Linked DNA regions of Mus musculus: region 1 is linked to region 2. A link is a loop called in an ENCODE intact Hi-C map of the cell type or tissue named here. Cell type or tissue: heart. All regions are shown on one strand.

The links. Hi-C counts contacts between places; a loop is a spot of excess contacts. Peaks named below come from ENCODE experiments on the same cell type or tissue, not always from the same donor. Only the 100,000 strongest peaks of a DNase experiment are listed, where the experiment ranks them.
Region 1: it touches region 2 in a loop (2.4-fold over the local background); 6 of 42 quality-filtered maps call a loop at or near these places.

What each region holds. Positions count from the first base shown.
Region 1 is chr7:25,846,459-25,850,458 of GRCm38, forward strand. No RefSeq gene overlaps it. Among named protein-coding and RNA genes, the nearest start is that of Gm46015, 10 kb to the left of the region's middle. In heart, a CTCF peak has its summit at 1,715 (motif pointing right); a DNase peak (open chromatin) is centred at 1,713; H3K4me3 peaks cover 761 bases; H3K27ac peaks cover 659 bases.
Region 2 is chr7:25,752,813-25,756,812 of GRCm38, forward strand. Hnrnpul1 (heterogeneous nuclear ribonucleoprotein U-like 1) reads right to left here and starts at 1,947. Exons shown (of 15, transcript NM_144922.3): 1 at 1,529-1,947. The coding sequence starts at 1,823. It overlaps Axl (AXL receptor tyrosine kinase), which reads right to left. Exons shown (of 20, transcript NM_009465.4): 20 at 3,688-4,000. In heart, CTCF peaks have their summits at 1,740 and 2,353; DNase peaks (open chromatin) are centred at 493, 2,289, 2,329 and 3,379; H3K4me3 peaks cover 3,662 bases; H3K27ac peaks cover 3,534 bases.

The DNA.
Region 1 (4,000 bases), 94 kb after region 2:
CTGTACACCAGGTTCCCTAATCTGCAGGTTTAGTCCTTTTTGCAAGTTGCACTATGTAGTCTAGGGAGTGACCATCCTCTTGCTTTAGCTCCCCCGTGCTGATACAATAGAACCACCACATCCAGAAAGACTTTGGTTCTCTAAGATATCTACATCATATGGGGTGGCATTTGTCTTCTCTGTGTTATCTGCATCTATTTTTTTTTTCTTTTTTTAAAGGACGGATCTCCTTGTTATTCTGGCTGGCCTTTAACTTACACCAGACTGGCTCCCATTTGTGGCAATCCTCCTGTCTCTGTTTACTGAGTGCTGAGATTAAAAGCCATGTGGTGTCATGCTTGACCTAAATTTTCTTTTTCTTGAGGTGAGGTTTTGAAACTGCAAAAATTCCAAATGTTGGAATCACATGCATACTTCACCATGCCAGTAAGATCTATATCTATTTCACATCCCTATCATGTGTATTTTACACACACACACACACACACACACACACACACACACACACACACACACACAGAGGCACACTCGCACCCACTCACCCACTCACCCACTCAGACACACACACCTAGGCACACTCACACACACAGACACACTCTCACACATACTCACATACACACACCTACAAGCACAGACACACACACTCCAAGGATAACCGTGACCTCCTGGTCCTCTTGCCTTCACTTCCCAAGTGTTGCCGTTACAGGTGTGTGCCACCACGCTCAGTTAATGCTCAGTTGTGCGGAGCTGGGAATTAAACTCAGTTAGTGGATGCTAGGTGAGCACTTGGCCCATTCTGCCAGCCTGCTATCTGTCTATCTGAATAATCGATATGCCATTTATGTCTTTACAATCTCTTATCTCTCATATATACCTAGATTATTCGTATGTTACAGATATCATCTATATAATTTGCTTGTATTTGTAACTATCTATATCTATGCTCATTTTACATTTATATATAGTATTCAGAATAACATTATGTTATTGCTATATATTTACTGAGGACTTTTATTTTTTTTTAAAGGTAGATTCAAAAGCTGGGTGGTGGTGGTGGTGGCACATGCCTTTAATACCAGGGCTAGGGAGGCAGAGGCAGGCAGATCTCTATGAGTTTGAGGCCACCCTAATCTACCTAGCAAGTTTCAGGACAGCCAAGGCTCTACAGAGAGACCCTGTCTTGAAAAGCAAAAACAACAACAACAACAAAAAAAACCAAAACAAAACAGAAAAAGAAAACAACCCCCACAAACCACAAAAAATAAAAAACAAAATGAACAAAAAACCCCAAACCAAACCAACCAAACACACAAACGAAAAAAAAAAAAACTAGATTAATTTAGGCTCTTGTCTGTAAAGCAGCAAGTTGAATATTTTCATCCATTTACATTCCTAAACATCATCCCAACTACACAGGTACCCAAGTAGGGGCTAGACCAATCCTTGATACTGCCCAGAGAGACTGAATACTTTCTGACTTCAGGCTAGATTCCAGTAACCCCAGACCTTCCCTGTCCTTTTACATATAGCGTTCCACAGATATAACGGTGCTCAGACAGAACCACGTTTTTTGAAAATCCATGACACCCACAGACAAGACTAAATATTCCTCAGGTCTCTCTCTTCCAGTGAGAAACCTTCTCTGTATACTCCTTTTTAAGTCTAGTTCCCTGTAACCCCGCCAAAGATAAGAGCCTCCACACCACCAGGTGGCGCTGTTAGTTCGTAGATGACTGGGAGAGAGTAAAATTCGCGTCTGTGAGAGGACGACTAAGGGGAGAGAACTACACCTCTCACTCAATTCTCAAAAGTCCCGAGGAGGGGTGGAGAGGTGGTTCGGGTGTTAAGAATGCATACTGCTTTTGCAGAGGACTGAGTTTAGTGCCGAGCACCCACACAAGGGTACTCACAACTGCCTGTAACAACCCCTCCAGGCTCCATGCCTTCCTGGCTCTATGGGCACCCACACTCATTTGCACAGTTCCCCGTGCATACAAATAATTAAAAAGAAAACAGATCTTTTAAAAGAAGTCCCGAGGAGAATGTGCTTTAGATTCTCCCTTTCAAGATAGACGGAGGCTCAGGCAGTCGATGCAGCTGCTTAAATCAATGCGAAGCTCCGATACAGTACAGTGTGGTGAAACTGGCTGATTGATTCAAGAAACTGACCAGGCGCTGGTGGCACATGCCTTTAATCCGAGTACTCGGGAGACAGGGGTAGGTGGATTTCTGTGAGTTCGAGGCTAGCCTGGTCTACGGAGTGAGTTCCAGGATAGCCAGGTCCACACAGAAAAGCCAAAATGTCAAGAAAAGCCAAAAATGAAATTTTAAAAAAAAGGGGAGGGGGGAAGGGGAAAAAAAAAGAATTGACTCTGAACAGCAGAGTAGGAAAGGGCACTTTTTTTTTTTTTAATGTTTGATATCGACTTTTATTAAATTTTAAAAAACTTTAGGATACACAGTGAAAATCTGTCCTACATGATCAGTATGGTTTGGGTATAATGTTTCCTCCCCATAATCATGTATGGACAGCTTTGTGTCGATGCAATGCTCAGAACTGAGTTTTGGGAAAGGGATGGGATCATGAAGGTTGTGACCTACTTAGTAGATTAATCCATTGATGGTCTCAGTTCTAATGTCATTATTAGGACGTGATGGTAGGCAACAGGTGGGACCTATTGGAGACTTAGGTCAGGGTGTGTTTTGAAAGCTGTGTCTTTTTGGTGTCCTCTTCTTTCTCTGTTTTCTGACCATCATGAGATGAGTAGCTTTGCCCTGCCATGCCTGCTCTCCATTTATGCCCCGATTCATGGCAACCTAAAGGCTGAAACTGAACTGAAATAAAAAGTTCTTCCTTTAAACAGCTTACCTAAGGGAGAAGACGTGACTAATATAGTAGCATTTCTAAGGTCCATGGGCAGTCTCCATATTGATAATTCCTCCCAGTCTCCTGAGATTAAATTCAAAATTTACAATTTTGTGGCACGTTTTTATTATGTAAGCTTCTTGCTAATTTATCCTAAGCAGACATCAGTGGGAATGCTGAAAGCCAGTTTTGAAGCTCTTGAAGCCTCAGGATATTTTAGCAAATGCAGTTACTGTTTCATAGCTTCTGCCCTGAATAGTCAAGCATCAGGCTCTGTATTTCATTTTATTTTATTATTAAACAATAGGCACAGGCAATGATGGAATTTATAGAAGACTGGAGTCTGAAATGTATGGGTATTCCTTCTTGCTGTACAACTTCTTTTTTAAAAAAATTTTTTTAGGTATTTTCTTCGTTTACATTTCCAGTGCTATCCCAAAAGTCCCTCATACCCTCCCCCACACTCCCCTACCCACCCACTCCCACTTCTTGGCCCTGGCGTTCCCCTGTACTGAGGCATATAAAGTTTGTGCAAACAATGGGCCTCTCTTTCCACTGATGGCCGACTAGGCCATCTTCTCCTACATATGCAGCTAAAGACACAAGCTTCAGGGGGTACTGTTTAGTTCATAATGTTGTTCCACCTATAGGGTTGCAGATCCCTTTAACTCCTTGGGTATTTTCTCTAGCTCCTCCATTGGGGGCCCTGTGATCCATCCAATAGCTAACTGTGAGCATCCACTTCTGTGTTTGCTAGGCCTCGGCATAGTCTCACAAGAGACTGCTATATCAGGGTCCTTTCAGCAAAATCTTGCTAGTGTATGCAATGGTGTCAGCGTTTGGAGGCTGATTATGGGATGGATCCCCGGATATAGCAGTCTCTAGATGGTCCATCCTTTTGTCTCAGCTCCAAACTTTGTCTCTGTAACTCCTTCCATGGGTGTTTTGTTCCCAATTCTAAGAAGGGGCAAAGTGTCCACACTTTGGTCTTCGTTCTTCTTAAGTTTCATGAGTTTCCCAAATTGTATCTTATATCTTGGGTATTCTAAGTATCTGGGCTAATATCCACTTATCAGTGAGTACATATCATGTGAGTTCTTTTGTGATTGGGTTACCTCACTCAGGATGATGCCC
Region 2 (4,000 bases):
TTGTCCATGGAAGACTTGCCAGCACAGGGTAATCCCTAACACTCTACATCTAGGGTGGCCCCTCTACAGGATCCAACTTCTTATGAACAATTGAGTAGCAATGCCAATCCCAAGACTCTTTTGAGGACTCATTTTTTCTCTCTTTTTACTGTTTAGTCCCAAACTCCACAGTGCCTTCTCAGAAAAACACTCTAAGTCTTGGACACCACTGTGTCTGGTTCCAAATTCCCTCTCATACCAGGGTCTCCTTTACTCAAAGGACTGCTCTTTGATGCCAATCCTAACTAGAGACACTTTGGGCAGATCAAGTTCCCCCATATTCCCTGAGCACCCCATCTCCCTGAGCATACAAGTAACTATTTCTGGGGACTCAGGAGCCCTCTCTTGGAAAGGAATACTCCCTCTGCTTCATCATGAGGCCCCCAGCCAAAGCAACAGGTTTTCTTTCTTTTTCATACCCTCCACACTTCCCTCCCCCACACCTGCTAGACTAGCCACATGATCCCTGGCACACACAAGGGTCCCACCAGAGTTACCAACTCATTCCCCACAACTCCTGTTTCAAAAACTACCCATAGTTAAGAATGCAAGGCCACTCAGCAGAAACCACAGAGTACTAACCTGAGTCCTTCCAATTCTAGGCCCTCTAGTTTCTTTGTCCATGAGAAGATTCTGTCCTTTCTTGTCACCATTTAGATCCCAAATCTCCTCTGGAAGCCAACTAGATAGCCTAGACCTCCCAGTACCAAACATACAAGTTGTACCTGCCCTCAAGGTTGACCCTGTAACCTCGAGGAAATGTAGGAGTTGGGGATAGGGGTTTCCAAATCTGCTGGTCTTTCATTACCTCCTAAAAGGCCACCTGGCACACACTGGAGAGTTCAGTCCATGTTTTGGGAGACTCTTCCCAGCCTTGGACACCCGTAGGTCCAAAGTGCCAGTCCACCCCCAGCACTAAGCAGATCTTATCCCATCCGTGAAGAAAATCAAAGATCTTCTACCCTTAAAATTCTCCCTGACCTGCACCCTAGGCCATTCTTCCGCTACCTGAAAATCCAGCTTTTGAGACTCAGCCCAAACGGTGGACTAGCATGGCTACCCCAAGCTGTCAGCTCACCGCTCGGCTAGAATCTCTCATTTTCCAAGACGCCGCCCCCCGACACCCCTTTCCCTAAAACGTCTAGTTCTTCCGACTTTTTCCAACTCAAAGCCACAAAACAGAACCCCAAAGCAGTTTCCAGTCTCCGAATCCCAGGATATAAAATCCTCCCCGCCCGCCCGCTAGGACCCTGGTCGCCTTAAAATAAAATCCATCCCCCTCCACACGGTTTTCCTTGCACCGAAGGCCAGGATCCGCCCTCAGGCTGCCCCGAGGCCCTGGCCGCAGATCCTTTACAACGGCAGGTGGCAGGATCCCTGGCTCCTCAGACCATCTCCTGGATCTCTGTGGAGTCGAGCTCCCGCGTCCCACAGCCCGTCCTCGGCCCGGACTCCAGGCTCCCCGGTCCCCCGCCCCGCGCACTCTCACAATGTCCGTCCGGCCCCGAGTAGCCGCCGGGCTCCGGGTGCGGCTGCAGCCCGGGCGGCGGTGGCTGCGCGGTCCCCTCCAGCTCGGAGCCCCCCTCGGTCTCGACCTCCTCGTTGTTGTGCCCAGGTAACCCCGGATCGTCGTCAGCCTCGAGCTCCCGTTCGTCTTCGGGCTCCTCGGCCTCTAGCGCCGCCAGCAGCCGCTCAGCAAGCTCGGCCTTCAGGCCGCGAGTGTCCAGGCCGCGGCGCTGCAGCTCCTCGCGAAGTTCGTTCACCTTCAGGCGACGCACATCCATGGCCCGGGCCCCCGGGGCGGCCCCCGAGCCTGGCCCGGCCTCCCAGGGCTCTGTCCCCCCTAAACCTTGCCTGTCAGGAGGCGAAGGGGGAAAAGGGGGGGCCACTCCAATGGCGGCGGCGGCTCAAGATGGCCGCCGCCGCCTCCTCCCCCTTGCCCGGACCGTACGATGTAAAACGAGTCTCAATTGGTCAGCGCATGGGGCAACGGGCGCGGGCCCGGGAACCAAGCCAATCACAGTGTGGCTTTCAAAAGAACGGTACTAGAGGGCTCAGGAGCTGCCTAAGAGGAAGCGTTAGCCTACGTTGAAGTCGCGGCCAGAGTGGAGGGCGGGAAAAGGCGAGAGGCGGAGCAAGCGCTGATTGGGTAGCGCTCGCGCGCCCGCTGCGGTACAGTCAAATGAAGGAAAGGGAGTAACGACTTGGAGCCATTAGCAGCCAGATCTCAGAACAACCGCCCAGTCTCTCCGCGCCGTGCTTCCCTCAGACTCTCTGTAAAACACATTCTAACTGGTCTTCATCTCACGCCCCCTCGCGGAGGCCAAGCGGGTAAAACCACCACAACCAATCAAATGCGGCGGGAAGAGGCCGGCCAACCCTCGTCTTTCCTGTTGCCTTTCGGGAACCGGAAGGAGATTAATTCACCGAGGCCCCGCCCCTTGCCGTTAGGGCGGTTTCAAAACAACCTGTTCGCCAATCGCAGTTACTGTTATATTTCACCACTGCCAGAGCTTGAGCGCTTTAGAAAAAGCGAACTAGATTGGCCATTCTTGAGAGGCTTGCCTCTCAAAGTTCTCCGTACAGCAGGGTATAATACGGAATGAAAATCAAGTGGATCTGTTACTCATCGTTTGTTAGAAACCCAGTTGCCTTTATGAGAAACAACAACAACAAAATTGGTCCTGGAGAGCGCTGAAGGGTTGAAAGCAGGGGCTAGGCTAACAACGGGAGAAAAGTTGTGTGGTAAATCGCACCCCTCCCTTTGATGCACAACCTCCCAGGGCGCTTTCTCTATGGTTGCTAGACAAGCCACTCTGCACGCAACCATAGAGCCTTCCCGCTCTGGGCATAGCTGCAGAAGTTCGCGGCTTTCCATCTCGAATCCATTAAACCGTTGTTGCTCAACCTCAATCTTGCTGTGTCTACTCTGACCAATTCGCACACGAGAATCCGTAATTACGACAGGTTGTGTTAATCCATACACCTGTCGCCCTTTGCTCAGAAGACAAAAACTTAGTGAAATAACACCGAGACGCACAACGCAAATGTGCACCGACATCTATAGCCTTAACTCCCAACAAAAGCCACAAACACTCTCTATTAGACACACGCAAACATCCCACAATAAATGAATAGGCGTGACAGGCCAAAAGCATCAATTCAGGATAAGACTTCAAACGGCAGTGTAGGTGTGGCACAAGCATGCAGCATCGTGCGACAAAGCTCAGCTAAGACAGTTCACGCTACAAGCTCACACCACAGCAACCTAGACACACAGCACCCACTCAGCAGCGGGACAGACACTCACGTGGGCCCGAGGTTCCAGTCCAGACACCCCGCCCCTCGCCCACGTCGGACTTCCTCTCTCCTCCCAGCTGACCACAATGATTTGTTTTTTGAAAGAAAAAAAAAAAAAAAAAACTTTGTGGCCCGGATTGAACTGTACCCAGTTCTCAGGAACCACCACCGGGGGGCGACCGGGCGCCGCATAGGGTTCTTGAAATGGTAGTAGTCACAGACTAGGAAAAAGTGAAGACTCGGATCTTTGTCCATCTGTGGTTCGAGGTGTTCTGGTCCATCTTTCCTCAACAATCTGAATGTTTGCCTATGTGAGAATCTTTTGTACTAGTCTGGGCATGTTAGTTTATTTTCTTCTTTATTAAGACAGTCTCATGTAGCCCAGGCTGGCCTGCATCTCTCTGTGAAATCAAGGTCAACCTTGAAGTCTTGATCTTTCTGCTTATACCTCTCAAGCGCCGGGATTATGTGCACCATGTTGGATTCTTGAGTGTGTGTAATGCTTGTTCTGTGTCTGTTACTAAAGGTTCTTCCTATTGCTGGTGAGTACCTGCCTGCTGATGTTTGCAGATTTACAAGTGTGGGTTTATATGTTTCTGTTACTGTGAGTGCATAACTGGGCCTTTGCATTTGTGGCTAGGTTTGCCTGAGCATGTGCACT